Linked DNA regions of Homo sapiens: region 2 is linked to region 1. Evidence: chromatin loops called from intact Hi-C (ENCODE). Cell type or tissue: PC-9. All regions are shown on one strand. Links, peaks and the distances in the headings refer to the core of each region. The heading gives the core; the rest is flanking DNA. Region 1 overlaps FAM174B (family with sequence similarity 174 member B). Region 2 overlaps RGMA (repulsive guidance molecule BMP co-receptor a).

Region 1 (5,366 bases), core at 208-5,207:
ATTCGATGGAACATAACGGCAATAAAAAGAAATGACACATGCCACACATAGATGAACCCTGAAAACACTGTACTAAATAAAATAAGCTATTCACAAAAGACCACACATTGTATGGTCCCATGTATATGAAAGACCAGAAAAGGGAAATCTATACACAGAAAGAAAATTCAGAGACACATAGAGATTAACTACTATGGATTCATGGTTTCAGTCTGGAGTGATGAATGTATTCTAAAATTGATTTCAGTGATAGATGCACAACTCTGTAAATATACTAAAAACCATTGAGTTGGACACTTTATTTGTTTTTTTTTTTTAAGAGAGGTGGGGTCTGGCTATGTTGACCAGGCTGGTCCAAACTCCTGGCATCAAGCAATCCTCCCATCTTGGCCCCCAAAGTGCTAGGATTACAGGCATGAGCCACCATGCCTGGCTGGGTTGGACACTTTAAATGAGTGAATATAGTATATAAGTTATATCTCACCAAAGTCATTATAAGAAATAGGGAAGGAATGTGTGTGTGTGTGTGTGTGTGTGTGTGTGTGTATGCATGTATATATTACACTCACTTGCTTCTATATTTATAAAATCTCCCTGGAAAGATTTGACAAGAAATTGACAACACAAAGTGAAGAAAACTGTGTGGCTAAAAGGTAAGAATACTTTTTGCTATATGCTCTTTTGTTCTTTGTGAATTTTGAACCATGTGAATATATGACCTAATTTAAAACCAAGTATATAAATACAATTCAATGTAAATCATTAAAATAAATTTTGAAATGGAGTAAGTCTGTGTCAGGCTGCCCCTCTGGCAGGAGACCCTTCTCCCAGGGCCCACCCATGGCTGACTCCATGTGGCTTTGCCCGGCTATCCTGGTGACTTCAGAACCCAAACTCAGTGACTCAAACCTTTCCTCCACCTGGAGGAAATGGAAATAGTGGGCTGTTTCCATTTTTAAGCCCACTAAAGTAGTTCTGTAGCCCAAGGACCAGCGTTCTGCCAAAACCATATTACTTGTCAATGAACAGCACACGTGAACTCTGACATTTGGAAAAAGTAATCAAGAAAATGAAAATGGATCATGGGAGAGGAAGACTGAAGCACACAGGTGCCGCCAGTGTAGACAGGAGGACTAGCAGGCGACCCTGAGCCAAGCGGTCCCTCCAATGCTCTGAGGACACAGACCTGTTTCGCTTTTACCCTCTGAGCTCTACGCTGCACCTCCTCCTCAGGACATAAGAAGTAACAGAGCTTCCCCCAGAAAACCAGCTACACTTGAAGAAATGAAGAACATGACTCAGAACCCACTCTTCAGCCCTAGCCTCTGCCCCACCCTGTAAGGAAGCAGGTGTTGGAGGCCCCTGGACAATCAACAGGCTAGCCAGGGTCTCACCACCATGGCCTGCCACCAAGACACATTCCCAATAACCAGCCTACCTCCCTTTCTGCCCTGGGCACAGCCCTCTGAGCTCCACCCGACACCTTCCACCTAGAGCATTTTCGACAAGCCACTGAGAGGCAAACACCGGTGTGATAGAAATCTCATCTTACTCCACTGCAGATGGGCCACTTCAGACAAATAAGTCACATGAGGCAAAAGCATTTTCCTCTAGTGCAGCAAGAGCCTCCAGATCTCCAGCAGCCAAGCTCCAACACCATCCAGCTCCGGCAGAACCCTCCCCAACACAGAGGCTGGGGAGACCCTGGATGCACCCTCGCCTCACCCCTGTCCTAGGGCACCCCCTCCCCACCACGCTGCAGCCCCTCAGTTCCAGCACCCAGCACCCAGTCACCAGTCAAGCACCATGGCTCAACATACCAGGTCAATAACTCAAATGCCCCAAGGCCTTGTAGACAAAAGAAACCAGAGCAGCAGGACTGCTGAGACCTAAACAAGGGAACAAACAACAGTGACAAGTGGTGGACAATACTCTGTCTTCAAGTCAAAAAGGCACAAATAGCGGCACCCTGCCCAGCCTAGGTGGAGTGGCAGCCACCAAGCTCCTGCCCGGCTGCCCCGGAACAGAGGTCTTGCACTTCCATGTATCCCCACCTGTCAAAAGAAGGAGGAAATCTAGATTTTTATATAAAGGCTCCTAACTTTTAAGTGTTCTCAACTATCTTAGTTTTTAAAACACTGTGCAGATCAAAAAACAAAACAAATGTCTGTGGGCCACATTTTTCAGCCCCAGGCCATCAGTTTACCATCTCTGACTTGGTTCTCTGACCATGGTTCATTAGGTCCTACGTGCCAAGCATGAGTGATATTTAGTAACTCAGCTCAAAATCATGAGCCCAGAGAGATGTAATGATATGCACGTTCCACTAAATCCTTCCTTATCTCTGTTCACCAACAGTTCAACCATGACTAAGGAGTATTGACCATTATTTATATAATCTAGCTGCTTCCTCTACCTCCTGGGCACCATCCCATTGGGGTTAACCAAGTGTTAGCACTGTTGGTTGACCCCAGGATGGGCATGCAGCACACAGCACAGACCGTGCCCCTGGGGGCTTACGCTTCATAGAGGATCATCCAGCATGGGCCAGACAACCCTGAAGAGCTCAATGACAAGTCTTCAGGTTTTTCTTCATTACACTAAAGTGTTTAGCCTCCATCTGCTCCCCATCCTGTTTCTCTTTCCCTCTCTCAGTCCCTGAGGGATAAATCCAATGCTTACTCTTCCAAGACAAAAGCAGCACACAGTAAATCCGGCAACAGCAAATGCCCCAAGACCTGTTCCTCCAGCTCTCGGGTGTGTTTGCAAAGGGTTGGTTCTGCTTTGTTTTTATATAAGGGGCCAGGGAAGGGAAGTGAGGTTTAAAGCAGAGAAGGTAGCCCCTAGGGGCAGCCCCATGGGGTCAAGGACAGCGGCAAGATGACCCAGAGGGGCCCTTGGTGGACCCAGGGGACCTGACCACCACCTGGAAACTCTGAGGTCACAGTGCTTTGGGGCACATGTCGTAAGGGGCCCTTTCAGTACCACTTATCCCTGCCACCCAGGTAGGGGAGGGTGGGAATGTCAGTCCTCACCACCCACTCCTTCTAGGCAGATGCTCCCAATGCCCCTCCACCCAGCCCCAAGGCCCAGCTGCATGGCTGGAGTTTTCATGAGCAAGTTTCACCTGTGAGTCCTCTTCTTCCTCACCAAACCTATCCCTTTCCCTGCCTGGTCACCCCCTTCACAATGCCCCCCTTCTCTATGCCCTTCAGGACAGCCTGACACTTTCCTCTTTCTCCTCTTCATCCATTCAGGCCTCCAGTCCTCCCAAGTGGTCCTTCCAGCACCTTCCACGGGTCTCCCCAGACATCCTGCACCCCCCACACCAGCCACGTCACTATTCATGCATTCTTGGTAAATCCTTGGTACAACCTGATCTGGACCAACATTTCTAGAGAAGCCCTGTGATTACTTCACTCTTGTATTAAAATCCTCCATTTGCTCCTCTCACCCACTACAAATCTCCTAGTCCTCCAGCTGGAATTGGCTTCCAAAATCCAGCTGCAATGGGAAGGGTGAGGCGGACTCCTCCCCTTCCCCAGCTGCTCATCCTTGAGCAAGACACTTCAACAACTGAGCCTTGGTTTTCTCATCTGTGAAATGGGGATGATAAACCAAAATTGAAATTCTAAGCCCCCCAACCATCTGAATGAACCCCTCCTCTCAGCAAGGCTATTGACAGCAATTTGGAATCTCAGCAGTGCCAAAGCTAACCCGAAAAACTAATTCAGGCCATGATGGGAAGGGTGGGGGGTTGGACATACCTGATTCTACCCTCCTCCCTTTTGGATTTATTGATAGACCCTCTAAGTCTGACAAGAAACATTTACAATCTATTCTCTCCAAAGCCTGCCACCTGGAGGCTTCGCCTGCATAATAAAACCTTGGTCTCCACACCCACTTATCTTAACCCAGACATTTCTAAGTTTTAGACAATAACTTAACTCTTTCAACCAACTGCCAATCAGAAAATCTGTGAATCTACCTATGGCCTGGAAGTTATCCCCCCTTCCACTTATCCTGCCTTTCTGGACCAAACCAATGTACATCTTACATGTATTTGATATCTCATGTCTCCCTAATATGTATAAAACTAAGCTGTACCCCAACCACCTTGGGCACATGTTCTCAGGATCTCCTGAGGGCTGAGTCATGGGCCAGTGGCCACTCATATTTGGCTCAGAATAAATCTCTTTAAATATTTTACAGAGCTTGACTCTTTTTGTCGACAGGACTGACAGTGCACCACTCATAGGAGTGAGGAAAACATATAAAATGCTTATCACAGAGTCCGTTACACAGTAAGGGCTTAATAAATACTAGTTGCTATTATTGTCATCAACATCACAATTTCCAAGTGATTTCACAAACCCTACCCTCAGCAAAGCTTGCTTCACCCATCTGGTCCTGGAAGAACCTCTTCTTCCTCCCATCCTGCCAAGTCCTAATCGTCCTCCTCCTCCACCATGCCTTCCCAGACCATTCTGGTCCCTGACCCATCCTTTCTCAGTTTACCTAGCATTGCTTTTAATACATGGCTCCCCTGTGGGATTGGACGGCTCCTTATCTGCCAAGTAGAATCATTCAAGCCATAAGCCAAAAATAAAATTCTAAGCCCCCCAGCCAGTTGAAGAGACCTGGCCAAGAGGACCCCAGAGAAACCTGAAAAACTAAATTCCAGGCCTAGACAAGAAAGGAGGTCAGACACGCCACATTATACCCCTCCCTTTTGGAGTTTAGGCACAAATGACCAGCATTAATAATGAAATAGAGATCATAAGACTGGCAAAACAAGGCTCTTTGTGGCAATAAGATACCAAATTCCAACCTGATTCTGTGTAGCATCACATGACAGACAGCAGGCCCTGAAGGAAATGAAATTTTACCCAAAAATGTCTGTGACATGGTTTGAAATGGCCCTGCAAAGCCATCTTTTGTGGGAAAATTTTTGCATCTATAGAGAATCTTCATTAATGCAGCTAGGCCTTTGGTGGATCTAGGAGAGATTAACTAAAAGTCTGGCACCTTTTAAGATCTGAAAAGAGGCATTTACCATCTATTCTCTCTGAAGCCTGCTACCTGGAGGCTTCATCTACATAACAAGAACCTTGGTCTCCACAACCCCCCTTATCTTAACTCAAGCATTCCTTTCTATTGACTTCAAGTCTTCAGACAAAGCTTAACTCTTTCAAGCAACTGCCAATCAAAACCTCTTTGAATCTGCCTATGGTCTATAAGCCCCACTTCAAGAAGCCCTGCCTTTCTGGGCTGAACCAAAGTAAACCATCCATATATTGATTCATGTCTTTGCCTGTAACTTCTATCTCCCTAAAATGTATAAAACCAGGCTGAAACCTGACCAC
Region 2 (5,366 bases), core at 148-5,147, 400 kb after region 1:
GGCCGGGCCTTTCAGTGCATTGCGAGGGGGAAGGAGCTGACTCTGACGGTTCCCAGTGTGTCTCTGGTGGGGGTGGGGGGCTTCAGCCTGAGGGGATGTTTCACACATTCACACTGCAGGGGCGGGGCGAGGGGAGCTGCTCTCCCTCTCACACAGCTCTACTGTCAAACATCATGGCACCAGTCACCACAACCTTGTCACGTGCACTAGAAGGGGAGGGGTCCGTGCCTGAGCCCTTGGCAGCAGGCGGTCCCTGGCGTTCTGCGGGGCCATGGTGGACACGCCAGGAGATCTGCACCCCGTGGGCGGTCCCAGCCCACACATGGGGAAGCCGAGAGGACGGAGCCCGCGCCTCCCTCCACATCTACGCGTCTAGCAGAACACAGGGAGCAGGGCCAGGAGCGGGACGAGGGCGCCCAGGAGGGGCCGGGGGGCCAGGGGCAGCCCCGCAGCCGCCCTGCCTGGCAGGTCCCGAGTCCTCTCATACAGGTGCAGTTTGTCTTTGTTGGAGTGGAGCATCTTGACATCCTCCAACGCGTAGTAGGCGGCCAGTGTGAAGTTCACGTCGCCCGTGGTGAGGAGGTCGAAGACGCAGGCCTGGTAGTACAGGTCCTCCACCGGCAGCTTCTCCTTGCACTTGGCCACGGCTGTCTCGTATGGGAAGGTCTCGGGGGCTGTGGGTGCAGGGCTGGCGGCTGCCAGCCTGCGGGCACCGGTGCCCTCAGCATTGGTGTGGAAGGCCTGGAAGTCGATCTGCTGGTTGAGGGGGCAGCCCCGCAGGCAGAGGTAGAGACCCTGGCTGTCCCAGTCCTCCACAGCATTGACCACTTCCTCTGGCATGCGGACGGCAAAGGTCAGGTAGCGGCCCACCTGGCGCACCACGATGGTGGTGCCGATGTACTTGGCCTGGATCTCCACGTGCTGGCCTGACACCTTCTCAGTGATCTTCAGGCTGTTGGCCCCGTGCTTGTCCCCACCGTTCTTAGAGCCATCCACGAAGGCGGCCGGGAGCTCGTCCATCTCAGCCTGGTACACCTTCTGGTCCACACACTCCTGGAAGTTCTTGAAGATGATGGTGAGCTGCCGGGGAAAGGGGCAGAGGAGAGTGGGTGAGGCACAGTGGGAGGAGGCACAGCCCCACACTTAAGATGCTCTAGACTGAGAGGAGGGCAGGAAGGATCCCCAGGGATGCCCCAGACACTCCCTTCTCCAGGTTGGACAGATCAGTTCCACCTGCGCAGCTGTGCACTTCACATTCTTTCAATGAAAACAACTTGCCCTTTTTACTTTAAAAAGTGACTTAGAAAAATGTTAGACCACTACCCTAAGTAGAAAACTAGCTCTTTTACTATATAGGGAAGTGAACCAGAAAAATAAAAGCATAGATAATTAAAAATAAAAGGTCAAAAGCCCAGTGTGGTAGGCTGAATAATGGCTCCCAAGAAGAACATGCCCTAATCCCTGTAACTTGGGAATGTTCCCTTAGATGGCAAAAGGGACCCTGCAGATATGATTAGGTTAAGAACACTGAGATGAAGAGATTATTCTGGATTACCTGGGTGGGCCCTAGATGGAATCACAAGTATCTTTATAAGAAGGAGGCAGAGGGAGATTTGACTAACTAGGACAGAGGAGAAGGTGATGTGCTCAACAAGGCAGAGATTCGAATGATGTGGCCACAAACCAAGGGATGCTGGCAACCACCAAAAGCTGGAAATGGCAATGAATGGATTCTCCCCTGGAGTCTCCAGGACCAGCCCTGCTGATACCTTGATTTTATCCCCACGAGACATATTCCCAACTTCCGGCCTCCACAATTATAAAACATTTCTGTTGGTTTGAACCACTCAGTTTATGCTAATTTGCTACAGTGGCGATAGGAAATGAATATGGTTTGCAAACATCATCTTGCATAATGACAGTGGTACTGGAGCACAATTCCTGACAAAGGACCCAAGCAAATGTCTGAACATTACAGCAGGTGGAATGGAGGGAAATGATGCTCAAAGAAAGAATGAATAGGGCAAAATCCATGCAAGCAGGCAGAGGCAAGCAGAAGCCACTGTCCCAAGGCTGCTGAAAGGGGTCCCCAAGCTGGGTCATGGAGGAGGGGAACAGGAAAGGAGCAAGGTGCTGGTCGGTAAAAGGGAGATGGAGGTTCCAGGCTGAACGGGCAGCCTTGGCCGGGGCTGGAGCAGGGAGGCTCCTTTCTGCTGGAGCCTGTGGCCAGGGGTGAGGGGCTGGACTGAGCTGCTGGAGCAGCAGCTGGCTGGGTGGCACTGTTCTCCTGAGAGCCAGACACAGAGGCATTGGCTGCATACAGCATGCTAAGCACTGCATGTATTACTTCCAGTCTCGTGTGACACTGCAAGGGTCGGTGACATTACTCTCAATTTTCCGGATGAGAAAATGTAGGCTCAGAGAGAGGCAGTAACTTGCCTAAGGTCACACAGCCAGCAAGAGGCAGAGCTGGGATTAGACTCTGCGTTTCCAGACTCTGGGCTCTCTTGGCCACAAGCCCATAGGGTGGGAGGCCTGAGAGGAGGAGGGCCGGTGGCCAGGGGAGCAGGTGAGTTTCCTCTGCCGTCCGCGTCCTGGGTGGCGTCTGGCTGTTCTTTCCTCCCTAACCCTAAGCAGGTTTCTGGGTTGGAAACAGAGAAACTGGGAGAGAAAAAACCACCCCTTCTTCCACTCCTTTCCCAGGTGTCAGCTGTTTTGCCATGGGAGCTCTGGGTGCCTTGGTCCCCCTGGACCAAGGGCAGCTGGAACCTGGACTCCCAGCCTGAAGCCACGAAGGGAGGTGGGGCAAAGGGGACAAGGTGGCACCCAGGCCTTTTGGGACCTCCTGCTAAAATCCCACCTTTATCTGCTGCACTACCCTCTCCCAGGCCCGGCAACTACCCCCACCACTAAGCCCCAACCCCTCACCCCTCTGTAGGTCAGGGCTCATCCCTCCCCACCCAGGAGAGGGTGTGGCCAGCTAGCTGGCTGGCTGACAGAGCTCCCAGGGGATCCCACCCCAACCTGGCCTCAGAGGGTCTGCAGGCTGAAGGGGTCTGAGCAAGGGGGAGCTGCTGATGACATGCACAGCCGTTCTCTGCCTGGGCACTTGGGGGAGGCATGAGGACTGCCTGCCGGCTCTCTGGGTAGAGGGCAATGCCGCCGCGTGCCAAGGGAGTTTCTGGCCTAACAGCAGATGTGTGGCGAGGGCACAGTGCGAGGTGCTAGAAAGCAACAGGAAATAACAAGCTGCTCTGATGGGGAAGGGCAGGCAGGGAAACCACAGAAGGACCTCAGCTCAGGCAGGAGAGTCGCAGGAAGGTGGAAGGTGGGGTCTGGCCAGGAATGCAGCATGAGGCCATCCTGTTCTCTGGGGCCCGGAGGCCAGGGGTGCAGCAGAGTGGCCTGTTTGGGGCGGGCTGGCCCAGGGTCATGGCCTCAGGACCAGGTGCTAAGAGGCCTGAGGCCTGGAAAGGGGTTCCAGAACCTTCTAGGTAATACAAGCCAGTGGGGTATTCAGAGCCACTAGAGGTGCCCCTGGCCGTGTTGCTGTGGCTTTGTGGGTTCCCCATATTGGCATAAGATTTCGGGATGATGAGGTGGGGAGAACTGGTAGCCTGAGGGGTGTGGAACCCCCGGAAGAACAGAGGGAGACCCTAGGCCAAGGCTTCTGAAGAAGGAAAATGTGTTAGTCAGGCAAGGCTGGGAGGAGCTGAACGAGGGGCAGGCTGCTGGAGGACTTTACAAGAAATGGCGGTCTTCTCATGAGCCCGTTCATCTTGGGCACCCGGCGCTGTGCTTTCTGTGCCTGATGGAGGCTGCGGAGGGTCGGGGCTCTGCGGGAGTCCATGCAGCAGCACCAGGAGGACCCCAAGCGCACAGTTCCTTGAGGACCGGACTCGATTTCCTCGCATCCCTTCCTACAGGGGTCCCAGCCTGGCCGCAGGACACGGCACACTTCCCATTTGCCGTGGGATGTCAAAGGTGGCTGCGGCTGCAGCCTCTCCATCCAGCATGGAGCCCTAAGCCTCGAACCTGATGAGATTGCTGCTACTCTACCATTCCTGACCTATGGAAACGGCAACTTCATACGGTTCAGCCTCCTACTTCTTCCTTCTTTCCACCCACTGGCCAGCCCACCTCGGTGGGGAGGCCGCCTGGGGGTGCCGGAGGTGGGCCAGCCAGGGTGGTCTGGGCCGTGGGTGGTCCTGCCATGGGGGGAGGATGGGGGACTCTGGTGTCCCTGCCTGGTGTGCAGGGCCACACAGACACTGGGGGTGGGGGGGGGCGGCGTCCTGCTTTCCAAGTGCCATCAGTCTCCCTGGAACAGGAAAGGCTGGTTTCGCTCTAACCACCATCTCTCGCAGAGACAGCCTCCTGGAAGGCTGACAGGCTGCTTGACTCTTCTTGGCACCGGTGCCAGGGACTCAACCGCAAGTAACAGCATGAAGGGGGCCTGTCGAAAGCTGGCGGCTCGCTGCCAACACAGCCACGGGCGGGCTGCCGCTCCTGTCTCTGCTGCTCCCCCTTCTGAAGGGGTCCTGGCCCTTTCCACTGCACCGGGCACGAGGCAGAGCCCAGGCTGCATCAGCTACTATCTACGGAGCACCACCTCCATGCCAGGCCTGGTGCTGGGGGCTCGGGGTACACGAGGGAGAAGATCCCTATGCTTCAGGGGGTCGCAGACTAAGCAAATGAATCATGCAGAGGGACAGGCTGGCAAGTGCTATGGGGAAAACTAACCAGCGGGGAAAGGAAGGGGAAGGCGCAGGACTTGAGTTCCTGTCCTCTCCTGAGTCTCAGTTTCTTTGTCTGTAAAATGGGTATCAGCAGCACAGATGGGAAGAGGGTGATGGAGCAGGAGGCTGGGCACAGAAGGCTGTCCCACGGGGGTAAGACACTGGCTAAAATGTCCACGTAGAAAACACTAGATCTTGATCGTCCACAAGAACAGAGGGATTGGCTGATTGGCTGATACTGCCAGTATCATGAGAAACAAATAAAGGCCCCTAGTGATGCCCGGGTGTTTGGGGGCAGCTTCATGCACACACAGCTTGCACACGGAGCTTCTGCACAGGAAGGCAAATCTCATAGCTGCAAGGTCAGGGTCAGGCCAGGCAGGGGCTGGACACACTCTGGGAAGCCTGAGGAGAGGCCCTCAAGGGCAGGTGTGCAGGGACAGATGGAGTCTCTGGCTGCCTGAGAGGGGAAAGGGGAGTGGGTTCCAGTGGGTGGTAGAGTCTGGCAGGCCCAGAGGGCTCTGTTGGTGGTAGTCGAGGTGGTCACAGAAACCCAGAGGCCTCATCATCTTGGAGATGAAAGTCCCTTGCCTTTCCCTGCTCCCTGCAGACACCAGGCTGCTCTCC

What was found. Hi-C counts contacts between places; a loop is a spot of excess contacts. Peaks named below come from ENCODE experiments on the same cell type or tissue, not always from the same donor. Only the 100,000 strongest peaks of a DNase experiment are listed, where the experiment ranks them.
Region 2: a loop joins it to region 1, with 8 times the contacts of the local background. A loop is called at or near these places in 1 of 110 quality-filtered maps.

The regions. Positions count from the first base shown.
Region 1 is chr15:92,642,832-92,648,197 of GRCh38, forward strand. The region is part of intron 1 of FAM174B (family with sequence similarity 174 member B); the gene reads right to left. Among named protein-coding and RNA genes, the nearest start is that of FAM174B, 10 kb to the right of the region's middle. RefSeq lists enhancers at 793-1,573, 1,193-1,312, 1,574-2,353, 4,694-5,366. In PC-9, for the core only: no CTCF peak of the experiment used is centred there; DNase peaks (open chromatin) are centred at 1,440, 1,850, 2,340, 2,720 and 2 weaker places; H3K4me3 peaks cover 3,697 bases; H3K27ac peaks cover 5,000 bases.
Region 2 is chr15:93,044,626-93,049,991 of GRCh38, forward strand. RGMA (repulsive guidance molecule BMP co-receptor a) reads right to left here. Exons shown (of 4, transcript NM_020211.3): 4 at 1-1,080. The coding sequence ends at 373. Among named protein-coding and RNA genes, the nearest start is that of RGMA, 42 kb to the right of the region's middle. In PC-9, for the core only: no CTCF peak of the experiment used is centred there; no DNase peak of the experiment used is centred there.